Linked DNA regions of Homo sapiens: region 2 is linked to region 1. A link is an interaction called in ENCODE POLR2A ChIA-PET data of the cell type or tissue named here. Cell type or tissue: PC-9. All regions are shown on one strand. Links, peaks and the distances in the headings refer to the core of each region. The heading gives the core; the rest is flanking DNA.

Region 1 (9,604 bases), core at 1,116-9,115:
GTTGGGCTAAGACATTAATAGTCTTGGAATTTCACCTTCCATGGCAGGCAATGGATGATCATTGAAAGGTTTCAAGCAGCAGAGTGATATGATCAGGAGAAAGGAGGGAAGGAGACTGTCTAACATTAAAAGACGTTTAAGACATAACACCAGATGACCATAGCATGGCCCTTGACTGAAGTCCAGTTTGAGCAATCAGCAATAAAGACATTCGGTTGGGAACATTTGAATATGGATTGGGTGGCGGATGTTACTAAGGAAAATCATGCCAGCTATTAGGTGTGATTGTGGTGCTCTGGTTACACATGAAAAAGTCCTTATTTTCAAAAATGCCTGGTGACATATTTGGAGTGACGTGTATATGTGATTGTGATTAGAAGAAAAAAAATGTCAAAAATAATATTAAAATGCATATTAATTTACTACTAAGAAATATATTGAAGTATTAAACTATTGACATCAGTTAAATGAAAGTGATGAAAATAAGGGTGTTAACTGTATCATTCTCTCCACTTTCTGTATGTTTGAAATTTTTCATAATAAAAAGTAAAAAATGTCTTGGGGAAATCAGGCCTAGACTAGACCAAGGGTGAGATAGTGAAGGTTCACAGCCAGTTGACTCATCTCTGCCCTAAAATCCAAAGAGATGAGGCCCAAGGCCAGGTGGCTGCAGAGGGAACTGAAAGGAAGACTGTGAACATGCAAAGGAAGGGCGCTGGGCCCGGGCAAGCAGGGGTGATGGCGAGAGAAAGGAGGAGTCCAAAATGGCTGAGGTTTGGAGCCCAGCACAAGAGGAGAACAATGGAATTGTCAGAAACCGGCCTCTCCAGAGGAGGGGCTGGTTTTGCGGGAATCAGAATGTGTTCCCTTATCAACATTTTGAGCTTGAGAGGCCAGCAGGACAACCAGGTAGAAAAAGAACCTGAGGTCACCTGGAAACTTAGGCTGCCCCTGGAAGGATCAAACAGAGGTGTTGGTTTGGGAAGTGTTTGTATCAGTTGCAGGAAAGGATGCCATGGAAGAGGGGAGAGTGAGTATGGAGAAGGAAAGAGAAAAGAAGCCATGGCTAAACTCTTCCATAAGCGGGGGAAGAAGTACCTATGGAAGAGACCAAAATGTGAGTGGCCAGAGAGAGAGGAGGAAGCCAGGATAACACAGTGGTGCCCCGGGAGCCAAGGCGGAATGGAGTCTGGACGTGGGCAACGGGAATGATCAGGTCTGGTTATTGGTTGGTCACTGGTAACTTTAGAGTGGTTTATTCAAGAAGTATGGGGCAAAATCCAGACTTTGAGGGGTCGAAGAGTGACTGGAGGTGAGGAAATAGCCTATGCCATTTGGGAGCTTTTTACATGCCTGGCACCCTTTGAAACAACATACTTTGATTCACTTGATCTTCACAACAACCCTCTGAGGAAACCAAGGCACAGAGAGACTACGTGCCTTGCCAGATGTCAGCTAGAAGACAGCATTGCTGGGATTGCAACTCAGGTGCTTTAATTAGCCAGCCATCCCTGGCTCAGCCAGGAGAGAAAGAAAGCAAGAACAAGAGAGGAAAGGAAGGATGAACCTGTCCCTCCCACCCTCCTCCTCTGCAGGAAAGCAGAAGGCAAATGGGGAGACAGGGCAGAGGCTGCATAGAAATAGTGAAATGCGGGGAGGAAAATGAGGATGTTCACTCAGGATTGCGGTCAAGCAGGGAGAGAGATCTCTTGCAGTGAGTGACTGGTCAGCGAGGGAGGGTGGGAATTCTAGGATCCAGGAAGAGGATCTGAAGGGTGGCTGGCTGTGGCTCTGAAGATGCAGGGACTACCTGCTGCATCACTGGGTCTGCTGGCTGAAGCACTATAGCTCCAAAGACTCCAGGACCTGGAATCTTGTTATATGTGTACACACAAGAGCTTCATAAGGAGACTCACAGATGCAATGGTAACGAACGCTAACCATGTTTCCGACATGCATGAACAGATCAAAAGACTCAGGGGACATACGGGTTTCTTTGAGTTTAGTGGGGACCCACTAGAGAAGAATACCACAGAGAAAAACTTCGTTTCTTTGCTGACCAGCCAGAGACTGGTCTCTCATAAAAGGCCTGGATGTTTTAAATTAAAAATATTTAATATGTACAACACATTGTTTTGATATACATATACCTAGTGAAATGACTACTCCAGTTAAGCAAATTAACCTATCTGTCACCTTCCATAGTCACTTTGTGTGTGTGTGTGTGTGTGTGTGTGTGTGTGTGTGTGTGGTAAGAGCATCTAAAGTTCACAAAGGCCTGGAATTGGAAGAGGCCATGATTTAGAAGATTAAATAAATGACTCACCCCACTTCTCCTCTTCATCAATAGAGTAAAAAAAAAAAAAAAAAAAAAAGCAAGAGGTGGGGCTCTCAGGTATCCAGATGGGACTGAAACAAATACAGTTCGTGCATCCCTTCTTTAAAAGGGCACAGAAAGAACACTGGATTTCACTATAAGATGAAGATATTTTGGGAAAGTATTCTATGCATGCCAAAGTTCCAGCTGGCACCAGAGCATACCTCTCTCTATCAGCTAAGACCACAGACTAATACTATATTAACCATTTCTTTAAAAATATCTCCAGTGTGAGCTGGCAGGTTTGTTTATCCACAAAAGAGTCTGGAGACTTACTCTGACAAGCTGGTGTAGGACATATTTTTTGTCACATGAAAACACATACCACACGACAAATTTTTAGATACAAAATGTTCACATTTTCCACTTACTGTCATTGTTAGAGCCCGTTTCCATAACACCATAAGGAGGAGCCAGAAGTCCTGCCATATACTGTCGATATTTCTGAAAGACAAGATTGTAAACTCAACACACAGATATTTACTTGCTTTGAGCATTCATTTATTTACATGTTAAAAAGCAGAAATGCTGGGTGTCAGGAAGCATCTGAGCCTTGTATTTATAGAGCCATGAAACGTGTTCTCCGGGGTCTCTGGTCTGAAATAAAGATGTTGTGTTCTAAACAGGTCTTCCTGAATAAGACTGAATGTGCCCGGGGGCAGGGGTTCTATCTCCGCCAGTTCATTTATATATCTGTGGCTGCCTGAATTGTGTGGGATATTTAGCACCCCCTGCACCCCTCCCCAACCCCACAAACACAAGCTCAGCTTTTTGTAGAGGGAAAAGGCACTCGAGCTTTATAGATGCAGATACAAATAAATGTGCTGCCTACTTAATAGGTGAATGGCACTGAATCAGCTTCTTTCAAAGCAAAAAGAAACGCATCTTGAGAAAAATGTCTTTTTTGAAAGAAGCTGATTCGCTTCCATTTACCTACTTCCTTTTACATCGTACACCTGCCTGTTTATGTGACCTCCAAAGAACTTTTGCTATGTGTCAAATAAAATAGTTTAGCTTAATTTAGAACTATTTGGATTCCCCTGAATTGTAACTGCCTGACTTTTGGTCCAAGCTTGCTCTAAAACCTGGCACTTAGCATAAGGTATTAGCCCCAGGAGTCTGTGCTGTTTAGGAGGGATAAGGCTTGGTGAGAATAAAGCCATCTAGAGCATCCAACTAGAGAGGAGTGACATTTATAAAGAATGGAAAATGAATATTAGCCACCCTCTCTTCTCAGGTCATAAATACAATCTCCTCCCCTTTCAGAATGGAAGCTGGGCAATTTTATTTATTGCATGGTGTCATGTATATTTATGGTTTATAATTACGATGACACATACATGTTAAATAGCATCAAAAGAATCAACACTCCATAGTGTGCTTGTGGGTTGCACAAACGTCAGCAGAAAAGACTTCATCTGTAGCAATGGGCAGCTGGCAGCACGCAGTATTGGGGCAACCATCTGGCCCATTTGGTAGATTTGAATGGCGTTTGTAATGTGACATTGATGCTTTCTCAAAAGAGCCTTCTTCTAGTCAAGATGTAACTAGCTTTTTAAAAATTCTTTTTTTCTTCTCATTCTGAGGCAACTATACCAACACCTGCATGCAAACATTAAAACCATGATTTCCTCAGCCTCTGAGCTAAGTGATCACTCAGACATACCCACAGGACCAATATATCACCCTGCATTCCTGATATTTCCTTAGATCATTTCTTAATTCTGATTCTCTTCTTTCTTATGAGACACCATCTACTCTTCTTCTTCTTCATGAGACAGCATTCACTAAGCAGCACATTTCTGGGCTTCATATTATGCTGGACTGTAAACAAAACAGGCCCAGAGAGAGCAGAGGAGGACTGGTTATGTTGTAAGGTTTTGTGACTCCTGATTACCATTATCAACTCCCTAACAGGCTCCTAAAAGAAATACTTCCTGTTAAATTGAAGGGGCCATTTCACTTTGCTTAGAAATATTGTCTTGGATGTGACGGGTGTTCTTTGTCTCAGGCACCTTAATGTCAATCCCCATGAGCTCCACGGAAGCACCTTCCTGATCCCTGAATGAATGGGACTTCATCTTCCTTCAAGCCCCATAGCACCTGGTCTGTTGCTGTCTTGTGGAGCACACCATCAGGGTCGCTGCTAGTGGGAACAGAAACTAGAGCAGCCCTGTGGGCAGGAGTGTGTGGGCTGGATTCCAGGACTTGTGCATATTGAGCATCTACTATGTACAGTGTCTCAGGATGGGCTTACAGTACAGAACAAGTAAACAAGGTCCTGTGCACTTGTGAAATGTCCATTTTCTTCAACACAGGGAACTATGTCTTGCACATAATACAAACTTAGTACTTATCTGTTGACTCTCTAAATTTTTCTAGAAAATTTCAACAGATACAGAAATAGAATACCACATACTCCACATTCAACTTCAATAATTATTAACTCATGACCAATACTATTTCATCTACACATTTATCCACTTACCCCTTCTAGAATTATTTTGAAGCAAAACTCAGATATCTTTTTTTTTTTTTTTTTGAGACAGGGTCTCACTCTGTTGCCCAGGCTGGAGTGCAGTCGAGCAATCTCGGCTCACTGCAACCTCTGCCTTCCCAGTTCAAGCAATTCTCCAGCCTCAGCCTCCAGAGTAGCTGGGACAGGACCACAGACACACACCACCATGCCTGGCTAATTTTTTTTTTTGGAGAAACAGAGTTTCGTCATGTTGTCTAGGCTGGTGTCGAACTTCTGAGCTCAAAGCAATCCACCCGCCTCGGCCTCCCAAAGTGCTGGGATTACAGGCTTGAGCCACCATGCCTGGTCAGATATCATATCATTTAATCCATAATTATTTCAGCAGGAATTTCTAAAAGATAAAGACTCCTTTTTCCCAAAATAAAACCACAATACCATTATCACAGCTAAAAAATGTAATATATCCATAATATCCAGTTGATGGTCAAACTTTCTAATTGTTTCATTCATGTCATTGCTGAATTGAATTTAAAAATAATTCATTTAATAAGACAACATGGGTTCCAGCATAATAGCTTTTAGTATAGTGAAGATTACCAAATTAGGGTTGAAATATTTATACTTGTAAATTAAAAGTCAGTCCTTAAAATTGATGGGGCACTTTTTAATAAACATTCACTAAACCTGGGAGATTCATTCTTATGTAGCACCCTGCAGAACGCTCTATATTAATTAGGATAAAAACAGCTAACTAGAATAAAACCTGTATCAGAAAATTGGGATTTCTAAATTATTTGCATATAGCTTGATCTTTGGGCAGCATTTCATCTTCCAAGCACAAATTTAAAAAGCAGTTCATAAAAGAAAATACCATATGAAAAGATGCAGAACCTCACTCATAACAGAAAGGCACATAAAAACTACAGCGCAATATAATTTTTTAATCTGTCAGAATTGGCAAAGTTCCAAAAAGTTTGCTAATACACTATTGGTGAGAATGAAGCAAACATGTTATCTCATATATTGCTTATAGCAGTGTAAAATGATACAACCTCAGAGGCAGGCAATTTGGAAATATCTGTGTAATTCTTTTTCTTTTTCTTTCTCCCTCTTTCTTTCTTTCTATATTTCTTTCTTTCTCTTTCTCTCTCTTTCTCTTTTCTTCCTCTCTCCTTTCCTCCCTCCCTCCTTCCCTTCCTCCCTCCCTCTCTTCCTCCATATTCAGTGGCCAGTGACTAGATCTATCAAATTTTAAAATGCATATTTCCGGCAGGGCGTGGTGGCTCAGGCTTGTAATACCAGTTACTTGGGAGGGTGAGGCGGGAGAATCGCTTGAACCAGAAGGTGGAAGTTGCAGTGAACCAAGATCGTGCCATTGCACTCCAACCTGGGCAACTGAGTGAAACTCTGTCTCCAAAAAAAAAAAAAAAAAAAAAAAAAAAAAAAATGCATATTTCCTTTGACTGAGCTAGGAACCTCCCTCAGAGGGCAGATGCAGAGTCTCCTGAAATACCTGAATACATATGCAAACACATGTGCTTGTATGTAATAGTAAACCAAACAACAACAAAACAGGAAATTACTCAAATGTCCATTAGTAGAGGACACTGGGTTATTTTCTGAGACGATGATGGGTTATTTCTTGATAAATAGATGCTGTTGGAATAGTATGACGCCATGACAAAGAATGAAGCGGCACTACTTATATACAGATATGGAATGATCTATTGCTTTTAAATTTAAAAAGCAAACTACAGCATGGTGTATATACCATTTTGTGGGAATAAAAGATGTTTGTGTGTGTGAATATACATAAAGATCTGTAAATGTGTAGCTATCTACAAGAAAGTAGTAACCAGGATTGTCTCTGGAAAAGAGATCTGGGTGGCTGAGGGTCAAGCAGGAGAGAGACTTAGTTTTCACTATTCATTCTTTAGAACTTTTGACTTTTATTCCATGGGACTCAAGAACGGTTGATGTTCTTCTCTATTTTACATGTATTATTAAACTCTCTAATAGATTTCAAATGAAATGGAAGAAAGGATTCTACCAGTAAGACATCAAGCAAACAAACAAAACAAAAAACCATACAAACAATCAAAACAAAAAAAATTTTAAAGGAAGGAGTTAGAGAAAATAAGAGCTTATATATGAGTGCTCTGGTCAACTCTCCCAGCTGACTCCAGCCTTGGAGTCATTCCAACCCAGGAGCCAACACATGAGTGAAGACGCCTCCAGATAATTCTAGCTCCCAGCTAGCCAAGTCACCTCCAGCCACTCAAGTCACTTTTGTCATTCAAGTATTCGCAGATGAGGCTCCAGACAAGTTATTCCCCACAGCATCCTGTTCAAATTTGTGACCCACAGAAATCTGTGAGCATAATGAAGTGATGGTTGGCAAATGCTGTTAAGTTTGGCATGGTTTGTTACACAGCAATAGATAACTGAAGCAGAATTTGATACCTGAAAGTGAGGTGGTGGTACAACAAAACCTAAGATGTGTGGCATGAATTTTGGGAGGAAGCCTGATGGGGCTGGCGGAGATTTGATGACAGTTTAAAGAAGAGTGAGGGCTGGGCGCAGTGGCTCATACCTGTAATCCCAGCACTTTGGGAGTCTGAGGCAGGTGGATCGCCTGAGGTCAGGAGTTCAAGACCAGCTTGGCCAACATGGTGAAACCCCATCTCTATTAACAATACAAAAATGAGCCAGGCATGGTGGTGGGCGCCTGTAATCCCAGATAGTTGAGAGGCTGAGGCAGGAGAATTGCTTGAACCCGGGAGGTGGAGGTTGCAGTGAGCCGAGATTGTGCCACTGCACTCCATCCTGGGCGACAGACAAACACTCCATCTCAAAAAAAAAAAAAAAAAAAAGAGTGAGGGAGGCATTAATGGAAGATGGAAGACACTCACACTCACCCTTGTTTTGCAGTGGTGGAAAGTTGAGCAAAACTGATGCCTGCAGGAATGTGGAAAATGAAAAGTGCCCCTGAGGAACTGATGGATCTAGCCAAAGAGGCTTCTAGGAAAAATACCCGTGGCAGCTGCTTTCTCTTAGCTGTATATTTTAAGGTGCATACACAGATGAGCTAACAAAGGAGTCATTTAGTTTGTATTCAGAATTTAGAGTAAATATAAATTAGGGTCTAGGACTTGCAGAGTTCAAAAATAAAGCTATTTCTAACCACTCTCAATAAAATATTTTCAAAGTTAGAAAGGGCCTCATGACAAAGATCAAATATAGGGCATTGGCAGGAAAACAAAGCCTCAGAGTAAGGAGGCCAACTGTGCAACTGTAAAACCCTGCTTTAAGACTTCAGAAAGATTTAAGGTGGTGCTTCACAGATTGTTTTAGATACGCAAAAGACTTTTTAAAAGAATCTTAAGGATGCTATATCACAGTAACCACAAAAAGGTTCAAAGTAGGAAAAGGCTTATGCAAAGATGCACATGGGTATGGTTTTGTCTAATGAAATGGATGATAAATTGATACATAAGAAACCTATTAAGATTTTCAACAAATTACACTATCCTGGACTGTAAGAAACAGAGACAGTAACTAATAAAAAGAATCCTTTGGACCCTTCAAGTTCTATGAGCAGGAAGCAGGCTGAGAACTACTCAGCTACAACACAGAATATGTTTTATGAAAAGAGAACATGATTCAGAAGGTAGAACTAAAAACCCAGAAGGCAGAATCAGACTGGGTGTGGTGGCCCACACCTGTAATCCCAGCACTTTGGGAGGCAGAGGTGGGAGGATTGCTTGAGGCCAGGAGTTCGAAACCAGCCTGGGCAACATAGCCAGACCTCATCTCTACAACAAATTAAAATATTAGCCAGGCCTGGTGGCGTGTACCTGTAATCCGGGCTACTGGGGAGGCTGAGGTGGGAGGATCACATGGGCCCAGGAGTTCCAGGCTACAATGAGCTGTGATCACTGCACTCTAGCCTGAGTGACAGAGCAAAAATCCTGTCTCTTATGAAAAAAAAAAAAAAAAAAAAAAAAAGGCTTAGCACAGTGGTTCATGTCTGTAATCCCAACATTTTGGGAGGCCGAGGCAGGCAGATCACTTGAGGTCAGGAGTTTGAGACCTGCCTGGCCAACATGGTGAAACCTCGTCTCTACTAAAAATACAGAAATTAGCTGGGTGTGGTGGTACACGCCTATAATTCCAGCTACTCGGGAGGCTGAGGCAGGAGAATCCCTTGAACCCGGGAGGTGGAGGTTACAGTGAGCTGAGGTTGCACCACTGTACTCCAGACTAGGTGACGGAGTGAGACTCTGTCTCCAAAAAAACAAAAAAGGCAGAAAAGCCAGGAGCCACAGAAAACAACTCCCGGAAACTAGAATTGGACCTGATGCCATTTGCCCAGCTGGACTTCAGAATTGCTACAGATTGGTAACTTATGTGCCACATATTCCAACCTTTCCCCCGTGTTAAGTGAGAATGTCTGCTGCAGTTTCCCTATCCCCTATACCCATTGTTTGCTGGGTGTGGGGGACACGTAACTTGTCTCTTTCATTCATAGGTCTGAGATTGAGAAGAAGCATCATCAGGGAACTGTACCTAAGAAACAGCATTCAAGGTGCCTCATCCACATCCAGATCTGATTTAGCTGATGGGATCCTGGACTTTGAGTTGACGCCATAACAGGAACAACTCTGGGAGTCTCAAGAAAGGACAGAGTGCATTTCGGATGTGGGAGGGGTTGTGAACTGTCGTGGCCAGACAGTGGACTGAGGCAG
Region 2 (9,604 bases), core at 427-8,426, 79 kb after region 1:
CTTAAATAAATCCATATCTAACTGCTAACAATTACTACCTTAATAAATATTAACTGGGTGCTCACGATGTGACAGTCAGCAGTGATGAACTTTTCATGCAGTCGCCTAAGACTTGGCTGTTACTGAGTAGCTCGCCCCAACACTGCAAATAACTCTAGCAGGTAAAGTAGACAGTAAAAGTATCAACAACTAAGAGAATGGCACAGAGGACCAAAGAACAAGTGGTTGATCACCCAATGGGTAGAATAGGCGTTGTGCAGATGTTGAAGTGGAAACATAGTACTCTGCTATGATAACCAGGTTGATCTGGCTAATCTGTCCTGTTGGGTCAGGGCTCACTCCTTCTTCGCCTTCCAGAATTGCATGATCAGTTAAGAGAACAGTTTTCCTTCCTGGAGGAAAATGTTTCTTTAAAGATTTGGAAGTAGCTGCACTCTGGCTCAGAACCTCTAAACCAGCTCTGACAGGAATAGAGAGCCATAAACAAACAAAAAGCTAGCGAACACAGATCCTTAATGGAAGAGAAGCCATATAATGAATAATTTGGACCCAGGGATGCTCTGACCATAATTCGTCACATGCTCAAAGGTTTCAATGGAGGAAGTAAGATTTTATAAAAGCTTTGAATTAGAGATGAAACACAAGACAAAGTACTAAAGAGAAAGAGGCTTTTAGCACTTAAGAGAACAGAAAATATGATATTGATCATTTCACTTCTTGACCCATACATGTTCCTCTTAATGTTAGCAACTTTTATATTGATACTCTGCCTTTCATATGCATATGACTTACCTCTTGAATTAGTACCTCCGTACGCCCAATGCCCAGGAATTTTTTTGTATCTCCTTTGTGTAATGATGTGCCACTACTAAATACTCAGTAAATATACTATGAATGAATAAAGGTAGCTTCTCCCTAAAGCTTAAGATGATGATAAAGCTGTCAGAGGTATGTAAACCAGAACAACTCCATCTTAAATAGGAACTGGGTAAAAGGAGGCTGAAACCTACCGGGCTGCATTCCCAGATGCTTAAGGCATTCTAACTCATAGGATGAGATAGGAGGTCAGCACAGAATACAGGTCATAAAGGCCTTGTTGATAAAACAGGTTGCAGTTAAGGAGCTGGCCAAAACCCACCAATACCAAATAATGAAGAGACTGACCTCTGGGCATCCTCACTGTTACACTCCCACCAGCGCCATGACAGTATACAAATGCCATAGCAATGTCAGGAAGTTACCCCATATGGCCTAAAAAGGGAAGGCATGAATAATCCACCCCTTCTTTAGTATATCATTAAGAAATAACCATAAATATGGGCAAACAGCAGCCCTCAGGGCTGCTCTGTCTACGGACTAGCCATTCTTTTATTCCTTTACTTTCTTAATAACATTGTTTTCACTTTGCACTGCAGACTCGCCCTGAATTCTTTCTTGTGTGAGATCCAAGAACCCTCTCTTGGCGTTCTTGGACCCCCGTTCCTACAGGACCCCTTTCCTGTAACAAAGCCAATGACCTGGCTTTATAAGGAAGCTGAACACTTTCTTCTAACTCACCATAATTAATATTCACGATGTATTTATTTCATTAAAAGTAAAAATATAAATGGAGGTCCTGAGTGTGTTGCTGATCTTTTAGGGGAGGGGTCATGGAGACCTACACCAGAAGAAAGCTGTTCCCTGTTTGGTGATGGGGATCAAAGGATGCATGGGAAGAAGAACTTGCTTATTGCCCAAACTTAGAAACTAGCTAAATTAATTTGTGCTTCTTAAGAAAAAAATAAGTGCAGTAAAGAACAACATATGGTTCAAATAAATAGGTTTTGGTTTTCTCTAACGCGTTTCATGCAAGTTTGCCTCCCATCCTCCCCTGTGACTGTGTTTGGTGTATCAAGTATATGTAAGATCACACTTCAGATAAATTTTCACATGTGTAAACTAAATTCCTAGAGAAGAGAAAATATTTGGGGTACACAATATCTTTAAATTTTACCAAAAACATTTATACAAAGTTTTCTGGAATCTCCTCCATACCAAGAGATCCTACAATAGTTTTTAAAACCCATATCTAGGTGATAAAAGAGATCTACAATTGAACTAATCACCAGCATGCTTAGAAAGCCTTTAAATTTATTTGAGATATTAACTTTCTACCGTGCATGAGATTTCCTCAAAGCTGCTTCTGGATCCTTTCCTTTTAGTCATAAATCAAATATCCAAAAGCTGGCTTATTTAATATTATCTTACTTCATTTTCTCTAAGTTAATCACTTTAGAACTAAACCTAATTGCAGGGATAACAAAGGCGGATTTCCCAGTGTGTTCTGGTGTGTGTGATCATGGTGGTATAATGGCCCATTACCATGACTCTGATCTTTCTATGAAGTGTACTGAAGTTAAAATGGGGAAGATATTTTTGAGGAGGATATTCTTTCACGTCATGATATCCACAGAGAAATAAACATGTTTCATTTTTTAGGATATCAAAGGGAAGACCCCCCAACAGGTCACTTCTTGTAGGAAATGATATGTAGCAATGTGAGAGACTAAAGTGAGAACAGTAGCCTTAGCCTTCTGGTACTCTTTTGCCTCAGCCTTCTGGTATTCTTCTGGTATTCTAAGAGGGTGCTCTTTTCCAAAGTATCTCTTGATTGTTCACCCCAGAGTCTCATAAGAAGCATGACCAACACAGTAGGCACTTCATGTTTGTTGGATTTAACTTAAGGTTGTAGATTTCCATTTTTTCCTAAGTGTTGGTGAGAATGGAATACTACACCATATTTGAGCTATTGTTCTCCAAGTGAATATAAGCATTTTTCTTGGCTGGGCAGAGTGGCTCACACCTGTGATCTCAGCACTTTGGGAGGCTAAGGTGGAAGGATCACTTGAGGATGGGAGTTTGAGACCAGCCTGAGCAACATAGTGAGATCCCATTACCACCAAAATAAATTTAGCCAGGCAAGGCGGTGCACACCTGTAGTCCCAGCTAATCAGGAGGCTGAGGTGGGATTGAACCCAGGAGTTCAAGACCACAGTGAGCTACAATTACCCCACTGCACTCCAGCCTGGGCAACAGAGTGAGATAATAGAAAAAGAATACCTTTCTATTATAACATACACTCCATTAAAGAAGGTTGAAACTGCATTTATTTGTTTATTTACTTGTTTATTGGTTTGTTTGGTTTGTTGGTTGGCTGGTTCGTCACTGATAATGCTTGATCATAGGATGGTAAGAGAGAAAAATGGTGTGGTACAAATCACAAGTTTTGAAGTCAGACAGAGCAAGTTTAAATCCTAACTCTTTCACTTTACTAGCCATACAACCCTGGGCAAGCTCCTTAATCTCTCCAAGTCTCCATTTTCTTACTTATAAAATGGGATAATCACCCCCACCGGCCAATGTTGTTAGGAGGATTAAATAAGACAATGTATATAAGATGGCTACTTAGCATAATGACAAGCCCATAGCAAGCATTAGTCATATAGCTATTTTTATGTTTATAATTGCCTCAAAAGCCCATAGTTAGGATTCAGCAAAATGTATACACACACACACCCAACATGGTTCTTGACATACACAGTAATAAATGGTAATGCTCATGTTCTGTAAGAACACAATTTAAAATGCAATATGAGCCATTCTCCTTACATACCTCAGGGAGCTTTCTCACATGACTGTGCTCCTGGCCACATTTCTATGTGCCATTATAGCACATACCTAGGTCTATCTCAGACATATATCAAACACTTCACAAATCTCTCACTCTGAATAAACTCTAACAATGTTTCTCAATTGCCAGAAATCACAAAAATAGAAATAATCATCAGAATTCAGATCTGCAATGAGAATTCTGGTAAACATGAGTACTTTGATGTGGCACTTTGGGTTGTTGAAAGCACTAAATGACTAGTGTTGAGGATGCTAGCCACGAGCTATTTCCAGCCCTCGTTGTATTTCCTGGCTTTACCTGGATGGGATGTGTGCTGAAAGCAGATTTGTTACACATGCCTTACAAATAATTATGGCCTGACTGGTCTCCTGTGTCACATCCTCAAGTCTCTTCTCATGACTCATCATTCAGCTGGAAAGCAGGAAGTGCTCCATTTGGGGGAGGAAGTCAAAAGGACGCCACACCTCAGGACAATACCCTTCTTACCTAAGCAGTGTTATTATTCTACCAGGCAACACCCAAACAGAGCGTGTTTAATCACATGGACAGAATGGGAGATCAGGGCTATGAGGTTGCTCTAGGATATCACAACTGAGACGTCACACACCACAGAGCTACAACGAAGTTGAGTTCTGGTGGTGCCAAAGGCATCACACCTTTAACCTCAAAGCACAGAGTCTTTGAGGCATTTGCTTCTTCTGGCATTTCTCCTGGAAATTGCCATAGACATGTGGAGGCAGAAGAGGGTGTGTTTTGCATGTATTTATGCAGGCATATGTGTCCATACATGAGAGATTTTTGGCATTCAAAGGAAGCTACCATGAAGATTTTGGCTGCCAAAATTGTTAGCTATTGTTTTTTCACTAATTTGCATCTAAAAAAATAAGCCTGAGATTATACCAAGATGTGACATCTTTTATGGAGTGGAAGGTATATTTCCATTTCAACAAGTTAGATTTACCTCACTTTTCACTTCTATTCAGAAAGTCTGGAGTAATTACAACTATCACCCTCATTCAAAGTCAGGAACAAAAAGCCAGAAAGAGATTGGAAGAATGATACTCAATCTCACCCTCTTTCCAGCCCTAGACCCACATTCTAATTTAGAAGCCTTAGAGGAATGGAATGCTCGCTAGTCTTAGTTCTTTCTGGATCTCAATCTTCCCTTGCCACTGAGAATTTGATTTCTGAATTGGAAATGTATACTGGTTAAGAGATTGTTGTTATTTGAAAATTGTATATTTTTTAGCAAGTCATAATCATATATTTAAGGTATGTATCAATAAGGATAAATAATTTTATTATCATAAGTATCAAGAACGTATTCTAATGATTTATATTCATAAAACATATTTAATATCAGGTTATATATTTCTAAAATTGTTATCATTTAATGAAATTCTTTCACTCAGTGTTTATTCATGTGCTAGGCATGCCACCACCACACAAGCTATATTTTATTATCTCACTTTACAGGTGAGAAAACTGAGGTACAAACTTCTGGTCCAGTATCACACTGCCAAAAAGCAGTAAAACCTCATTTTGATACCATGCCCATGTGCTTTCCACTGTAGAAACTGTCTCTTCTATTTATTAATGAGCATGCATATTGTTGGATATGTTTGCAGCTTGGTCAACAGTTTAGAAATAATGTTTTATAAAGATTTAAATCACTAACAACACACCAGTAATCCAATAGCCACTTATACACATCCTTTAATTGATCTGAACACAATTAGCAACTGCATATCTGTCCTCTAAGACACCAAAATGAATGTGGCATCTGTTTCACATATCAAAGCTGCTAGGTGACACCACTATGAGCACTCACAACTCACTTCTTCACGGTCTATTTACTCTTGCTTAGACGCATATCATTTCCCAACCTTTAGCAGAGAAAAGGCACCAGGAGCAGAGGAAAGAGAGCAGTTTGATCTCAGTGAGAAGGGACGGCTGGCAACTTAGAGCAACTCTGTAACGTACTGGTGTCAGCTAGTGGGGGGCAAAAACTCCTACATAGCTCAGAAGCCTCAGAGGGCGCCAGTCAACTGAAGTACGGAATAGGAGCATAAGCTGATAAGGATGACATTGCCATTATGCCACAGGAAAACAAAATGTAATATTTCACCTAAGAAAAAAATCAAAGAAAGAGAACAGAATTTAATAAAAAAATTCTTTCAAGACTATTTCGATGTTTAAAGGAGAAAGAATGTGTGTAGAAAAGAGATTTCCCTTTATTGAAACCCAATCTTTTGTAGAGGTTCTCATTTTTCAAAGTGGTTAAAAGTCATTTGTTTGGTTCAGATTTCTGATTTTTTCAGATTTTGGAATATTTGCAGAATGTTTACCCCTAATCTGAAAACCTGAAATCCCAAATGTTCCAATTAGAAGAAGAAGAAGAAGAAAAAAGCAGTTGCTTGGGATTTTATAAACAAATAAACAAATTTATTTACAATGGGATTATTTCTTGTTGAGAGAGGTTTCAGAGCATGCAGAAAAGTAGCTTTATCTTCCTGTTTACTAGCACCAGTCACCACAATTGTAGCATTATCTCCAAATCAAGTTTTATGAAGAGTAGTTCTCTTCCTCTGCCTTTATAATATGTACCCCATCTTGGACACTCCTTTCAATCTCTCTTCCCTGAGTTTTTTGAAGCTGCCTCTGCTATTTTCCACACATGATTATATCCCATTTTACTAGAACCACTGAAGGCCAATACATTGAGCACTGGGATGATAAGATTGAGGCACAAAAGTGGAATTACTTTGTTTTTGCATTCAGTGTTCTTTAGCTTCAACTCTACTAGAAACTCCAATTGAAAGTATCTGGTGTGTAAAGAGAAAGAGAGACCATGCAGCCAATGGCTAAGCCATTGATCCAGCCAAGAAAAACAGCACGTGATAGAATTTCAAAATGCCTTCTTCCTCTGAGTTTCCCCCAAATAGATAAGGATGAATAAGTGCTGGGAATTGCGTCTTGGAGCCAACAGATCCAAGAACTAACTAATTTGGAATTAGCTTCCTGAAGTAGCATCTCCCCAGTAGAAAAAGGATAAAAACATCAAACAGATAAATTAAAATAATTTCCAGGAGAAGCAGTAGACAATAAAATGATTTTTTAAAAGTTTTGCTTCAATAGTGATACTGTATGTCCTTAGGGATGTGTAACTGGGGCATAGTTCACAGGAAGAAATTACAGGGAAAAAAATTAATGAATGAAATGTCTTGAGGAAAAAACTCATAAAGGAAATGCTTCTTCAGTCCTAAGCGCCTAGTCACAAAATGTATCTGGAACAAAACCCTGGAAAAGATATTTTAATGCGTATGGCAAAAGGGGCACGTTTCTTTAATTTACAAAGTGTTCTTATAATCTCATAAACTGTAGATACAACCCAATAGAGTACTGAACAAAAGATGTGAACCAGCCATTCACAGACCAAAAACAGTACAACTGCCAAGAAATATTTAAAAGATGCGTGATTAGGGAAATACAAAGCGAAGTAATAAAAATTTTCAAAGTTTGAAATTACTCAGGTTAAAGAACTGAAAAAACAAGTATACTCCTACACTGTTGTGGAGAGTGAAAATTGCTTCAGACTTTCTAGAGTGTAACTAGAAAATATTTATCAAATTTTAAGTTTTGTATAACATCCATAAAATGCGTTCTTCCCCTTAGTTTCCCCCAAACAGATACTATGTAAATAGTTACCATATCATATTGTTTAGGGAATAATGACAAAAAAAAAAAAAAAAACCCAAACCTCTGTACATGTTCAGTGCCATACCTTTTTTGGATTTTTTTTTTTTTTCTGAGACGGAGTCTCGCTCTGTCGCCCAGGCTGGAGTGCAATGGCGTGATCTCGGCTCATTGCAACCTCCACCTCTCAGGTTCAAGTGATTTTCCTGCCTCAGCCTCCTGAGTAGCTGGGATTACAGGCGTGTGTTACCACTCCCAGCTAATTTTTGTGTTTTTAGTAAAGACAGCGTTTCGCCATGTTGGCCAGGCTAGTCTTGAACTCCTGACCTCAGGCGATCCGCCCACCTTGGCTGGGATCACAGGCGTGAGCCACCGCGCCCAACTGGCATATTTTTTTGAAATCTGGGGTTAGTTGAATCCATGGATGTGTAACCCATGGATACCAAGAGCCAATTCTATTAGCCAACCATTAGTCTGAAAATAATGACATTAAAGTAAAGGAAAGATAGGGCAACCTATACTTCTTTTTCCTTTTAGTCCTTCCTTACTGTGAGTAAGCTGAAGATAGTCAGTGTTGGTTAGAATGTGCATGCATCAAGAAGCAAAATGAAAACAGTTGAATCAGTTTTGTGCAAAGTTTCCACTGCCCTAGTAAGAATGAAATATATACACATGTCCGAGCTAGGAAGTTCAAATTATGTAGTTTGGGTCATTCTGCATGTAAGTTAAATGGTCTTATATTTGCATTTAAAACTGGTATTGCACCACAGATAAACAAATTTATGCTAATAATTTAAAATGTGGGTTTTTCTTTACTTAGAACATTAAATGGCAAAGAACAAAATGAGGAGTTGAGATAGAGAACACAGAAAAAGTTAATATTTTTTCCTCTGAGGAGAACAAGAGATCCCATATTTTTATTTCGCACTGGGCCCCACAAATTATGTAGTTAGCCTTGTCTGTACTGTTTGAACTTTGTATACATATGCCCTATTTTTGTATATTAAAAATAGGTTTCTTTTTACCTGCCCCACTCACTCCTTTACTTTATGAGCTTTATGCTACCTCTTACCTCAGACGATCATAGATCTGTTTATTAATTTCTAAAAAAAATTCAAAAACTGGTAAGATCCAGAGGGAACCGGCAACCAAAAGACAACAGGTGCCCAAATGAAGAAACACTTTTAATAAACAAAGGCAATATTTCACACTATTATTCCTGCTCTCCTTTCCTTCTGTGGGTAAACACTGTCCCTGATTTATAGCTCTGTAACCATAGTCAGCACAATGAAATTAAGCAAGAATAATATGCCAGATTAAAACACCCAAACCCAATTTTACGAACTCAATATATGGCAGCTGCACTGTCAATATAAATATTTATTCTCTCAAAGGACATGGATGCAAGGTCATCTACCCCACAAGGGATGCTTGCCTTGATGAGTGCACACATATCAACTCAGGAAATGTAGATCAGTAGAGGTAATTTACAGGGATAACGTCTTCGAAAATTAGTAGAAAAAGAATTTCTCTTGTGGCATTTACTAGCATGGTACCAATTTGATATCCCATAGTCTTAATAGAGACTAACATCTCTATTAAAATTGAAGGAGGTAACCTCTTTTGCTTTTAATATTATTAACCATATGCATTACTTCAAATTTCCAACAAATGTATTAGTTCTTAATAACTAAAAATTCAATATGATTATACTGCAATGATTCTTACATACTTAAAGTTTTCTATCTGGGCCAGGCACGGTGGCTCACGCCTGTAATTCCAACACTTTGGGCAGCTGAGGTGGGTGGATCACCTGAGATCAGGGGTTCGAGACCAACCTGGCCAACATGGTGAAACTCCATCTCTACTAAACATACAAAAATTAGCCGGGCATGGTGGCAGGCACCTGTAATCCCAGCTACTCAGGAGGCTGAGGCGGGAGAATTGCTTGAACCCGGGAGGCAAAGGTTGCAGTGAGCCAAGATTGCGCCACTGCACTCCAGATTGGGCAACAAGAGCAAAACTCTGTCTCAAAAAAAAAAAAAAAAAAAGTTTTCTATCTGAAACAGTCACATTTTGTGAAAATATTCTCAGATTTAAAACATCAGACGGTGCTAATAGGGGTTCAAGGTGTTGGAGTTTAGTGAAATAATCAAATAAATGGAACAAGTAAATGAAAACTCTGGTAGGTATGTTAGAGTCAATTTGTGTGAAAATTTTGACTCAAAATGCCTTGAC

What was found. ChIA-PET counts read pairs that join two places held together with the same protein. Peaks named below come from ENCODE experiments on the same cell type or tissue, not always from the same donor. Only the 100,000 strongest peaks of a DNase experiment are listed, where the experiment ranks them.
Region 2: POLR2A ChIA-PET joins it to region 1 with 20 read pairs; 3 of 35 experiments call an interaction of 5 or more read pairs at or near these places.

The regions. Positions count from the first base shown.
Region 1 is chr2:172,911,019-172,920,622 of GRCh38, reverse strand. It overlaps RAPGEF4 (Rap guanine nucleotide exchange factor 4), which reads right to left. Exons shown (of 31, transcript NM_007023.4): 5 at 2,749-2,821. Among named protein-coding and RNA genes, the nearest start is that of MAP3K20, 160 kb to the left of the region's middle. In PC-9, for the core only: no CTCF peak of the experiment used is centred there; a DNase peak (open chromatin) is centred at 2,312.
Region 2 is chr2:172,831,080-172,840,683 of GRCh38, reverse strand. The region is part of intron 4 of RAPGEF4 (Rap guanine nucleotide exchange factor 4); the gene reads right to left. Among named protein-coding and RNA genes, the nearest start is that of RAPGEF4-AS1, 100 kb to the right of the region's middle. In PC-9, for the core only: no CTCF peak of the experiment used is centred there; DNase peaks (open chromatin) are centred at 1,023 and 4,103; H3K27ac peaks cover 2,871 bases.